Regions from separate parts of the Homo sapiens genome. Here region 2 is linked to region 1. A link is a contact called in ENCODE Hi-C or POLR2A ChIA-PET data. All regions are on one chromosome and are shown on one strand. Each heading gives the region's core, a stretch centred on a gene start or an enhancer-like site at or near the end of the contact. The rest is flanking DNA. Distances are from core to core; before and after follow the strand shown. Region 1 overlaps UNC13A (unc-13 homolog A). Region 2 overlaps SLC27A1 (solute carrier family 27 member 1).

What was found. Hi-C counts contacts between places; a loop is a spot of excess contacts on that map. ChIA-PET counts read pairs that join two places held with the same protein, here RNA polymerase II (POLR2A). Pooled maps may share reads with other maps.
Region 2: a loop to region 1 is called in a pooled map, with 3 times the contacts of the local background. The contact joins two enhancer-like sites. A Hi-C loop is called at or near these places in 1 of 37 single-sample maps with no recorded cell type and 10 of 50 pooled maps. POLR2A ChIA-PET finds 5 or more read pairs at or near these places in 4 of 52 experiments (CD4-positive, alpha-beta memory T cell, Caco-2, WTC11 and 1 more).

The regions. Positions count from the first base shown.
Region 1 is chr19:17,602,543-17,608,833 of GRCh38, forward strand. UNC13A (unc-13 homolog A) reads right to left here. Exons shown (of 44, transcript NM_001080421.3): 44 at 1-3,812. The coding sequence ends at 3,512. Among named protein-coding and RNA genes, the nearest start is that of COLGALT1, 50 kb to the left of the region's middle. RefSeq lists enhancers at 2,375-3,279, 3,280-4,184 and silencers at 3,269-3,528, 3,899-4,118. Within about 2 kb of position 3,694, at least 21 of the 41 ENCODE cell types and tissues checked have a DNase peak (open chromatin) inside an H3K27ac peak, as active enhancers do.
Region 2 is chr19:17,486,295-17,492,585 of GRCh38, forward strand. SLC27A1 (solute carrier family 27 member 1) reads left to right here. Exons shown (of 12, transcript NM_198580.3): 2 at 269-663; 3 at 880-1,041; 4 at 1,166-1,235; 5 at 2,554-2,645; 6 at 2,714-2,823. PGLS-DT (PGLS divergent transcript) reads right to left here. Exons shown (of 3, transcript NR_147835.1): 2 at 4,782-4,903; 3 at 2,696-2,801. Among named protein-coding and RNA genes, the nearest start is that of SLC27A1, 19 kb to the left of the region's middle. RefSeq lists an enhancer at 2,699-2,748 and silencers at 2,829-3,048, 2,856-3,019. Within about 2 kb of position 2,882, at least 10 of the 41 ENCODE cell types and tissues checked have a DNase peak (open chromatin) inside an H3K27ac peak, as active enhancers do.

The DNA of each region.
Region 1 (6,291 bases), core at 2,444-4,943:
GTCATCCAAGGCCGGGCTCTGTGTCCACTTGCTGGGTGGCGTTGAGGAAAGCCCTGCTCCTCTCTGGGCTTTGTTCTGCCAATACAGGAACTTCCTGATTTCAAAAGGCTTTCAGCCCCCTGGACTCCTTGTCTTTTCTCTGTCCGTGTCTCAGCCATGTCCACTCTCTGTCCCATGTGTCAGGCTCAGACACCTCCTATGTGCCCAGGTCCGTGTGGAAGGGGAAGGTTGGTACGGACAGACATGGACAGACATGCATGCGGATGTGTATTCTCACACTGACCCTGCCCCAATACATAATTCCACTAGGCGTAGACTCCCTGTCACCCACTTGTGCCCAGCCTGTGCTAGGTAAAGTTGGGGGTCCTGAGAGTCCTCAGACCCCAGTCTGGGAGAAACAGAGCTGGACAGAGAAACCCCCAGTCCCATGGCATCAGGCTGGACTGGAGGAGAGACGGTGGCTGGGAAAGTCCTGAGGGGAAGGAAGGAGGGTTTTCTCCAAGAGGGGTTTCCGTGATGGGTTTTGAAGGACGAATAGGAGTTCTCTGGGGGAAAGAAAAGAGGGTGGAAATTGCAAAAACAGTTCTAGCCTGGGAGTCAGGAAAACTCATTCAACAAATATTCCCTGAAGAAGCTTGTTTCCTTCACATGCCTGGGCCATTGCTGGGGAACCCTAAACACACACACACACACACGGAGGTCTTGAACAGAAAGACTCCTAAGGAATCTTTTGGGAAATAACTTGGCTCTCTCAGGCAGCTCGACTTCCCCATTTCTTTCCAGCCATCCAAAAATCTTCCAGATCACCCTCACCCCAGGTCACAGATCACTTCCCCTTTGGGCTCTATGGGTTACAACCCTGAATCATCCATCCACCCGACCCCTACCCTCAGCCATGTCATGGTTCGAAATTCACATCTGCTCCTCAGTCCATATAACAGTCACATAAGCTTATCCCTGGCTACAACTTCCCAACCCTGTATGAGAATTTGCATTTTAACCTTTGGTTCAGAACCTCCAGTTACCTGCACCTGTCTGAATTTAAGGGACATGCAACATCTCCAAGCAAATTAGAAAGTGGCGCCACTTCTTCCAGACACTTGGGCCATTCACATGTCGGGAAACCAACGTCACAAACATACAACACTCAATATCTAGGATTTGCACGTGGCCTTCTTAGCAATGCCAAACCCTTGGGCACTGTGCAACTGGGACAACTGTACTCAGCAGCCCTAGAGCTCATCTAAGGGCAGGATTTTTTTTTTTTTTTGGTGGGGTAGAGGGGAGGGAATGGAGTATTGTTCTGTTGCCCAGGCTGGAGTGCAGTTGTGTGATCACGACTCACTACAACCTCTGCCTCCAGGGTTCAAACAATTCTCCCGCCTCAGTCTCCTGAGTAGCTGGGACTACAGGCATGCACCACTGCACCCAGCTAATTTTTGTATTTTTAGCAGAGATGGGGTTTCGCCATGTTGGCCAGGCTGGTCTCAAACTCCTGACCTTAAGTGATCTGCCAGCCTCGGTCTCCCCAAATGCTGGGATTATAGTCATGTCCCCACAGCTATAGGTGTCTTTTCAACACAGCCTTCAGAATCTTTCCAAGAATCCATTTCAGTGTCCCCAAAGCACCTCCACCTCTCCTCACTGGTTTTAGTCTTCACAAAACAGCTTTTGCAGGCTGGAATCCAGTCTCTCCCCAACTTAAAACAGCTCCTGGAGCTCCCCAACTGTCTTAGAATAAAAGTAAAACTCCTCAGGACTGCGTACGAGGCCCTGCCTGGTCTGATGCTTCTGCAGATCTCCCCAACCCCAAGGCTCCTCACGATCCCCCTTGCTGGCTCAGCTCCAGCCGTGCCACCCTTCTCGTTGTTTCAACAGTTCTTCTCTCCTGGCCTTCGCACGTGCTGTTCCCCAGGCCTGGAGCTCTTTTCTCTCTAGTAAGTGGTTCCCTCTCATTCTTCACCTCGGAAAGCCTCCCCATCTGATGTTCTATCCTCCAGAAACCCAGCTACTCAGCTCACCCCGTTTTCATTTCTCCCTAGCACAGCAAAATCTTGTCCTTCCCAATCCAGCAGAAAAAGGCGTGCCATACACACATGTGGAAAAGCAGATCCCAGAGCAAGTGTAGTCCACGCTGAACTTTCCCCTAAGGTCCTATGTGCACCAGGTAACTCCAGCCAGGTCACTGTAACTTTGCTCATTGGAGAAAGAGCTTCCAGCTGGCAAGAGGGCCATCTGAGGTATCCTGTGGCTTGGGTGTTTGAATCAATGAATAGGCTCTTGGAGACTAAGCTCTCACTGTGTCACTGTGTTTGTGTTTCTCTCTCTCTCATTCTCTTTCTCTCATTCTCTTTCTCCCCCCTAGAGTTTCTGGTCTCCTTCTGTTCTTTCCTATTTGGAAAATTCTGGAAAAGGAAGAAGGGATGGAGAAACCTGGGACCAGGGGATCCCAAATTCTCTTTTGTGGTGGGAGGCCCTCATGGCATCCCCCATGGAGATCCCAGGAGAAAGGGCTGAGGGCAAAGGTCCTGCTTGGCAGCCGGAGAAGGAAAGGCGAAGTAGGGGTCTTGGCCTGGAATTCCCACCCCTTGGAGGAGGCCGAGGGGGAATTAGCAGCAATAGGGAGCTGTGTCAGGTCATCCCGATCTCAGCCCACCCTTCCATGGGGCACACAGGCCTAAGGGAGGGGCACAGAGGGTATGGCACCTGGAACCTTGGCCAAGTCTCAAGCAGCTCTTTAAGCCTCAGTTTTGCCATCTGTCAAATGGGTGTGTTGAACTCTATGATATGAGGACTGGGTTTGTTGGGGGAGAGGGAGAGGCAAACTCCCAAAGGGAAGTAGGGGCAGCGTGGGGAACCAGAGCCGTCCCCTCGGCCCCCAGGGTTTGGGCGCCCAAGGGCGCATGTGCTTTTGAAATCCCATCCTCCCCCCTCCCCCCATTTATTTTTTGCACAAATATCTAAAGGGACTCCGGTATTCCGGGGCCCTCCAACCAGCATCCTGGTCCCTCCAGTCCCCAGGCCACCTAGAGGGGCGCTCCAGAGAGCCCTACCCCTTGCCCAGGGCCCCCCCTCGAGGGAGCTGAGATTTCCATACTTGGCAATTGGTCTGGGGTCCCAGGGGTCTGGGTCCCATCTTATGGCTTTTCCAGGGGACATGAGGTGGTGCCTCCCGGTACCAGAGCCCCGGGATGTGGCCTCCTCCATAGGGACGAGGTTTCCCCCATCCCAGCTCAAAATGCCCCCTAGGTGCTGGGGGCGTGGCCTCAAGTTGGGGATGTGGCTCCTTCCTTCGTCGCGCCCTTGGGCGTGGCCTCCCGAGAGGGCGGGGCATCCTCCATTCCTAATTCCCCAAAAGGGAAAGCTGAGTCAAGGGCGTAGGCGCAGCCCACCCTTGGCGTGGAGCCCCCCGAGCCCCGCCCCTGGGGAGGTCCCACCAAGGCGCAAGCCCCGTCCCTCCCCGCCCAGCGCCCTCCGCGCAGGCGCAGTGCCGCTCGGCCGACCGCCCGCGCTAAGGCGCAGGCGCGGCACCGCCCTCCTCGGCGGAGCGCGTGTCCGACTTGAGCTTCACGAACTCCTTGGCCACCTCGTCGTTGCTGCGCTGCGAGAGGATTCGCAGCACCGTGAGGCCCGTGTCGTCCATGTGGATGCGGCGGCCGAGCGGCAGCCAGCAGGCGGCGCTCCCGCGCTGGGCCAGCTCACGCAGCTGCAGCACGGCCAGCCCCACCGTGCGGTCCTCGCGCGCGAAGCAGTAGTCCTTGACGCACACCTGCAGCTCATAGCACTCGGGACCCGCGTCGGCGCTCAGCGTGCTGCGTGGGGAGGGGCGGAACGTGAGACAGGCCACACCTACTGTGATGCCCCGCCCACGGCCCCGTCCCCACCGCATTTGCGGGCCACGCCCACACCGGGGTGCCCACACCTGTCACCTCCCACGCTACGCTAGCCCCGCCCCTGCCCCGTTACTTGACCTACAACCCTGTGCTTGGCCGCGCCCACAGCAGCTGACCCCGAGCTGGGCCACGCCCACGCCTGTTCTTCCCATTTTTCCACCCACCGAAAAATGACCGCATAGTTTTACATCCAGCTCCCGCCCCTCAGACACCGCCCTGCAAGGCCATGCTCCCACCCTGAGATACCCGCGCCTGTGCCCTCTGCCGGCTGAACTGCTGCCCGCACGGCCCTGCCCCTAATGTCCCACCCAGAAGCTCTTTAACCAGGCTCTCCTCTAGACCCACGACGTGGCCCTTTCCCCAGCCCCCCACACCCCCAGCCCACCCCTCTTACTTCCAAGATGCCCTCCAGACATGAGCCTGCCCTGGTGCCTCACCATGGGTGACACCGCCTCCCGCATGCCCCTCACCTGTGCTCCTGCCCCTAAGCAGTCCCAGTGACCTGCCCTGACGCCAGCTGGATAAGAGCCCCTCCTACAGGGTCACGCCCAGCTTCTCCCTCTTGTCCACCTCCCAGGTTGTACCTCTATCCCTGAAGTACTCCGGCCCACCCTGGCTGACATCTGACCTCCCACTAGACCATGCTTCTCCTCCTGAGTATCCCCTAAAGGGGCCAATCGCCCCAAAACCTTCTGACCAAGAGCCCTGTGCTGACACGACATGGAACTGGCTTCAATCTTGTCCCATAAGAGCTCCCAGGCCCCCTAGATAATACCAGCTAACCAGCTCTGATTTACCCTTACCCCTGTGCATTTTTATTTATTTTTATTTATTTTTATTTTTTGAGTGGGCATCTCCCTCTGTCACCCAGGCTGGAGTGCAGTGGCACAATCGCGGCTCACTGCAACCTCTGTCTCCCGGGTTCAAACGATTCTTCTGCCTCAGCCTCCCTAGTAGCTGGGATTACAGGCATGCACCACCACACCGGGCTGATTTTTTGTGTTTTTAGTACAGATGGGGGTGGCGGGGGGGGGGGTCTCACCATGTTGGCCACGCTGGTCTCGAACTCCTAACCTCAGGTGATCCACTGCCTTGGCCTCCCAAAGTGTTGGAATTACAAGCGTCAGCCACCGCGCCTGGCCCATAGTTTTTTGTTTTTTTAAAGACAGGGTCTCGCTATGTCGGTCACCCAGGCTGGAGTGCAGTGGCACAATCATAGCTCATTGCAGCCTTAAACTCCTGAGCTCAAGCGATCTTCCTGCCCCAGCCTCCCAGGTAGCTGGGACTACTTTCTTCTGCACTTCTGTCTCCTAAGAACATCCAACAACATTGCCCTGCCCCAGTGCTCTGTGAGGCTGACACTCGACCCAAGGATCTACCCCGGATGACCCCAACTCTACCCTTGCTAACCACCACCATCCATCTACCCCCGTGAACAGACTTTTTTTTTTTTTTTTTTTTTGAGGCAGAGTCTTGCTCTGTCGCCCAGGCTGGAGTGCCGTGGTACAATCATGGCTCACTGCAACCTGTGCCTCCTGGGTTCAAGCGATTCTCGTACCCCTCACCCTCTGGAGTAGCTGGGATTACAAGCGCCTGCCACCACACCCGGCTAATTTCTGTATTTTTTATTTTTTTGAGTCTCACTCTGTAGCCCAGGCTGGACTGCAGTAGCGCCATCTTGGGTCATTGCAGCCTCCACCTCCTGGGTTCAAGCGATTCTCCTGTCTCAGCCTCCCGCGTAGCTGGGATTACAGGCGCCCACCACAACACACAGCTAATATTTTTTGTATATACTATATTATATACAATATATAATATATGAAATATATAATATATATACTTTTATATATAATATAATATATACTATATATAATTTTATTTATACTATATAATATATACTATATATAATTTTATATATAATATAAATATATATTATATATGTATATAAATATATATATATTTATATATAATATATAAAAATATATTTATATGATATATATTTATTATATATTATATAATATAATATAAATACATATTTTATATATAATTATATAATATAAATACATATTTTATATATAATTATATAATATATATTTCTTTTAGACGGAGTCTTGCTCTGTTGCCCAGGCTGGAGTGCAGTGGTGCGATCTCGGCTCACTGCAAGCTCTGCCTCCCGGGTTCACGCCATTCTCCTGCCTCAGCCTCCCGAGTAGCTGGGACTACAGGCGCCCGCCACCACGCCTGGCTAGGTTTTGTATTTTTAGTAGAGACGGGGTTTCACCGTGTTAGCCAGGATGGTCTCGATCTCCTGACCTCGTGATCTGCCCGCCTTGGCCTCCCAAAGTGCTGGGATTACAGGTGTGAGCCACCACACCCAGCCATATTTTATATTTTTAAT
Region 2 (6,291 bases), core at 1,632-4,131, 120 kb before region 1:
AGCTCCCCCAGGGCCACCAAGCCAGCTGGGGTATGGGGGAGGACAGGGTGACTGGTTTATTACGCTTTGAGAATCTACCTTCTTCCTGGCTGGTTGGTAAATGGCCCTTGCCCTTGGTCCACTGAGAGATCCAGCCACCAAAAGTTTCACCATAGACCTCATCAAAGCCCCTGGCTGCCCTGGGGTCCTCCAGCGGGGAGGCTGAGGCTCCCAGAGGCCAGGCGGGGCAGGGCACCAGTGACGCTGTCCCCTCCGTCCTCCCTCCCAGCGGTCTCTCTGTGCTGATCCGCGTGCGCCTGGAGCTGCGGCGGCACCAGCGTGCCGGCCACACCATCCCGCGCATCTTTCAGGCGGTAGTGCAGCGACAGCCCGAGCGCCTGGCGCTGGTGGATGCCGGGACCGGCGAGTGCTGGACCTTTGCGCAGCTGGACGCCTACTCCAATGCGGTAGCCAACCTCTTCCGCCAGCTGGGCTTCGCGCCGGGCGACGTGGTGGCCATCTTCCTGGAGGGCCGGCCGGAGTTCGTGGGGCTGTGGCTGGGCCTGGCCAAGGCGGGCATGGAGGCCGCGCTGCTCAACGTGAACCTGCGGCGCGAGCCCCTGGCCTTCTGCCTGGGCACCTCGGGCGCTAAGGCCCTGATCTTTGGAGGAGAAATGGTGGCGGGTGAGGCCAGGCGTGGGCATCAGGTGGGCGGGGACCCAGGACTGGCCCCTGGGCGGGCGGGGAGATGCTGCGCCCCAGGCCTCGGAAGGCGGCCGCCCTGGACGTGGGCATGAGGTGCACGGTCTGGGTATGCCCCGGGCAGGGAGTTGGTGCATCCCAGGCCTCGGGAGGGGGCCTGTCCGGCGGTGACCATGACCCATGTGTTGGGGACCACAGCGGTGGCCGAAGTGAGCGGGCATCTGGGGAAAAGTTTGATCAAGTTCTGCTCTGGAGACTTGGGGCCCGAGGGCATCTTGCCGGACACCCACCTCCTGGACCCGCTGCTGAAGGAGGCCTCTACTGCCCCCTTGGCACAGATCCCCAGCAAGGGCATGGACGGTGAGTCAAGGGTGGGACCCCTGCTCTATCAACTGGTTTCCTACCCGCCCAGGCCCCGCCCCCAACTTCCAGGCCCCACCCCCCAATGCTCAGGCCCCACCCCTAACACCTGTATCTCCTGCAGATCGTCTTTTCTACATCTACACGTCGGGGACCACCGGGCTGCCCAAGGCTGCCATTGTCGTGCACAGCAGGTGAGGGGCCCACAGGCATAATGCCCTCAGCCGCTGAGAGTGACCCAGGCTATCTTGCCAGCCTGACCTGCCCCTCAGCTCCTGTGGGCATCTCCATGTTACCCTGGGGACAGAGAGGGCAGCTGGTGTTTCCTGAGCACTTGCTCTGTGTCCAGACCAGGGCCAAGCCCTCCACGTGTAAACTCATTGCAACCCTCATAACTGCTTGGGGCTGGACAAAGGCATCACACCCATTTTCACACCCATCTTGGGACCCGGTTGCCCTGTGCCCACTACTCTGGGGCCCCTCTCATCCCCCCACCTGTTCACCACATCCATCCCACCAGCAAAACCCGTCCTCTCCATCTGTCTACTTTTTTCCATGCCCCCCATCTGGACCTGTGCCAGCCCCTCCTCGGGCTCCTCCTGCTCCCCCCACTCTCTCCTCCACCCACGATGGCCCAGCTCCTGTCAGCAGCTACAGGAGGTTTGAAAATCCTAAATCAGACCTCCCCTGTCCCAGACCTCCCTGCATCTACCGTGACCCTCAGAATAAAACCCTCTCTCGGGCTAGGCGTGGTGGCTTACGCCTGTAACCCCAACACTTTGGGAGGCTGAGGCAGGCGGGTCACTTGACGTCAGGAGTTCGAGACCGTCCTGGCCAACGTGGCGAAACCCTGTCTCTACTAAAAATACAAAAATTAGCTGGGCGTGGTGGCACATGACTGTAATCCCAGCTACTCGGGAGGCTGAGGCAGGAGAATCGCTTGAACCCAGAGGCGGAGGTTGCAGTGAGCTGAGATCCCGCCACTGCACTCCAGCCTGGATGATACAGCAAGACTCCCTCTCAAAAAAAGAAACAAATAACAAACAAAAACCCTCTCTCAGTTTGGGTGGCTTCTGCCACTTCCCTGATGTCATTTTCCTCCCCTTCACCCCGTACTCACTCCTCCTCAGCCCCCCAAACTCTTCAAACCCATACACTCCTTCCGGCCTCAGGGCCCTCACATGTGCTGTGCCTGGGCACTCTTCCATAGCTCGCCCCCACAGCTCTTTCTTGCTAGGTCTCGGATCACACTTCACCTCCCTAGACAGGATCCCCCAACCCCCCTGGCTGCATTACCATCAGCCCCTCTATGCCCCTTGACCCTATTATATCCCTCGTGACACCTAACACCACCAACAATTGTTGGTTGCGTGTTTCCTTCCTGCCAGCCTGTGAACTCATGCGAACTGGGCTGGCTTTGCCTGGGTCCACATGCAGCATGCTTCCCCATGCCTGTACCCTGGGGGATTTAGGTCCCAGCCTCTGCCCTCCCGGCTCCCCCTCCCCCTGCAGGTACTACCGCATGGCAGCCTTCGGCCACCACGCCTACCGCATGCAGGCGGCTGACGTGCTCTATGACTGCCTGCCCCTGTACCACTCGGCAGGTACTACGGCCTGGGTAGGGAATGGTGGGTGGGGGCGGGGGACCCCTTACCAAGGCCACCCTCTGCAGGAAACATCATCGGCGTGGGGCAGTGTCTCATCTATGGGCTGACAGTCGTCCTCCGCAAGAAATTCTCGGCCAGCCGCTTCTGGGACGACTGCATCAAGTACAACTGCACGGTCAGGCCCTGCCCTGTTCTGTCTAGACCCCGCCCCTCCCAGCCAGGCCTCACCCCCTCCCAATCAGGCCCCACCTCCTCCCGGTGAGGCCCCGTACCTCCCAGCAAAGCCCCACCTCCTCCTGGTCAGGTCCCGTCCTCTCCCAGCCAGGCCCCGCCCCCCGACCAGGCTCTATTCCCTTAACTCCCTTATGTGCGCCCTCCTGTCCACCTGCTGGCGCAACCTGCTCCCCCGTCTCTAGGGGTGGGGTGGGGAGCGGGGCTTAAGGAATGGCTGTTCAGGATGGGGACAGAGAGGGCAAGTAGTGTTTCCTGAGTACCTGCTCTGTGTCCAGACCAGAGCTAAACCCTCCACGTGTAAACTCAATGCAATCCTATAACTTTGGAGGGTGGACCCATTTTGCAGCTGGGGAAACTAAGGCTTGTAATGCGGCTAGGATTGGGCCCAGGGTGCCTGAGCTCCTTAAGGCAATGCCTTCCCCATGCCTTGTGCCCTGTGGGTCTTCCCTGCTGCTGACTGTAGGGAATTGAGACCCTGGGATGGGAAGGGCGATGAGTCTGGGGCTTCCAGGTGAGGAACGCGTGAGGCGGAGGTGGAGGCATCTGCTGTCCCGGAGAGGAGAGCAGGCAGAGGTTAAGAACAGGAATTCTTCTTTCCCCTCCACAGTGAGAGGAGACCAGGCTGAGGGTTTCAGTGCTGTAATGTGGGGCAGGATACAGGAAATACAGGCGGGAGGTACAGGAAACAGGTATGGAGCCCGGAGGGAATAGCAAGGCTGACTGGGAAGGATTGGGTGAGAGGTTGTCCAGGGACTGTGGCAAGTTGGCAGATGCAGATTGGACAGATGGGGCCCAGAGAGATTCAGGCCAGGTCACACAGCTGAGCAGGGGTTGGGGGCTCTGGGCTGAGCATCTTGGGGTATACCACAAGGTCCACAGCTGTGCTTGGCTTCGCTTTTGAGGAGTTTTGGTTCTGTTTGGAGGGTCTTGGGAAAATTACTAATCTGCATGTTGAAATGCAAAAGTATATTTTTATTATTATTATTATTTTTTGAGACAGGATCTCACTCTGTTGCCCAGACTGGAGTGCAGTGGCGCTATCATGGCTCACTGCAGCTTTGACCTCCTGGGCTCAAGTGATCTTCCAGCATTGGCCTCCCAAGTAGCTGGGACTACAGGTGCGCACCACCACGCCTGGCCCACTTTTGAATTTTTTTTGTAGAGAAGAGGTTTCGCCATGTTGCCCAGGCTGGTCTCAAACTCCTGGGTTCAAGCAATCCACCCACCTCGGACTCCCAAAGTGCTGGGATTACAGGCATGAGCCACTGTACCCAGCCCAAAATTATCTTTTAAAAAAAATTACAGAGAGTAGCAAATACACATAAAAGTGGACAGAAAAGTATAGAGAGTTCTGGTGCACCCCTCAGCTGGACCCAGAGGCTATCAGATACCCTGTCCTGCCCCTCCCCACCTCCCCACATCCTCCCCTCGGTGATGGCATAAAGCATCCCTCAGACGGCATCATGTTTCCTGTGTAGCTGTTTCACTATAACCTTTGAAAGATGAGTACTTGTTTTTTCAAATTAAAGTGAAATTCATATAAATTAGCCATATTAAAGTGAAAAATTTGGCCAGGCACAGTGGCTCACGCCTGTAATCCCTGTACTTCGGGAGGCTGAGATGGGCAGATCACTTGAGGTCAGGAGTTTGAGACCAGCCTGGCCAACAGGGTGAAACCCTGTCTCTACTAAAAATACAGAAATGTAGCCTGGCGTGGTGGTTGGTGCCTGTAATCCCAGCTACTCGGGAGACTGAGGCGGAAGAATCGCTTGAACCCGGGAGGCAGAGGTTGCAGTGAGCCAAGATTGCACCACTGCACTCCAGCCTGGGCGTGACAGAGTGAGACTCCATCTCAAAAAAAAAAAAAAAAAAAATTTGGCCGGGCATGATGATACACACCTGTAATCCCAGCTGCCTGGAAGGCTGAGGCAGGAGAATCGCTTGAACCTGGGAAGCGGAGGCTGCAGTGAGCTGAGATCGGGCCACTGCACTCCAGTCTGGGTGACAGAGTGAGATTCCATCTTTAAAAAAAAAAAAAGTCAGTAATTTGGTGGCATTCACAATGTACAATCACCATGTCTATCTAGATCCAGAACATTCTCATGCCCCCCAAAGGAAATCCCATCCCCAGTTACTCCCCATCCCTCCACCCCCAGCCCCTGGCAACCACTATTCTGCTTCCTGCCTCTATGATTTGCCTGTTCTGGACATTTCAGATCAATGGAGTCAGACACTGTCGCCTTTTGTGTCTGGTAAGCATTGTTTTTAAGTGACAGTGATATCTCAGTGTCATCAGGAATCTGGGCAGTGGCTCAATTCTGTCTCACAATGTCAAAAATGTGTTTTTTCTTATTTCCATAATTAAATACACAACCAGCATTATGACTGGTTGATGTGTCTTGTAAGAATTCTTGGCTGAGCGCAATGGCTCATGCCTGTAATCCCAGCACTTTGGGAAGCCGAGGCGGGAGGATCGCTTGAGCCCAAGAGTTGTAGACCAGCCTGGGCAACATAGTGAGTCCCTCATCTCTACAAAAAAATTGAAAATCTAGCTGGTTGTGGTGGTTTGTGCCTGTAGTCCCAGCTGCTTGGGAGGCTGAGGTGGGAGGATTGCTTGAGCCCAGGAGGTCAAGGCTGCTGTCAGCCGTGATTGTGCCAGTGTACTCTAGCCTGGGCAACAGAGCAAGCCCCTATCTCAAAAAAATAAAAAAAAGAAAAGAAAAGAAAAGAAAATATTTCATCTGTAGGTGCCTTTTCTCTTTCTGTCTGTCTCTCTTCCCTCTTGGAATTTATTTATTACAGAAATTGAGATAGTGTCCAGAACAGGTTTGACTCTTAACATTTGGGGCTGGATCATTCCCTGGGGTGGGACGTGTCCTGTGCATTGTAGCATATATTTAGCAACATCCCTGGCCTCCCTGCACCAGATGCCAGTAGCAGTCCCCTTCCCCCAAGTTGTGACAATTAAAAAAATGTGTCTAGATGTTGCTAAGTGTCCCTGGGGGACAGAATGGTCCCCGCTTGAGAATCGCTGGTCTATATATTTTATCGGCTTCAAACTCAACTTTTTTGGCAAAGATTCCTTATGGGTGGTGTGGTGTCCTCCCACTGGGAAGCCCGTCATGTCTGATGGTCTCTCTTTGTCCTTGACACACCATCTTGCATTGGTTACTACTTACTGTCTCCTGGGCCTTGGAAGCTCATTCTGTCAGTTTCCTAGAAGTGGAATTTCTGTGTCAAATAAGGCACACAGTGAACATTGAGAGGCTTTTTAAGAAATAGAGGATGGGAAATTAGCTAGGCATGGTGGGCGCCTATAGTCCCAGTTATTTGGGAGGCTGAGGCGGGAGAATCCTGTGAACCCAGGAGGTGGAGGTTGCAGTGAGCCGAGATCGCACCACTGCACTCC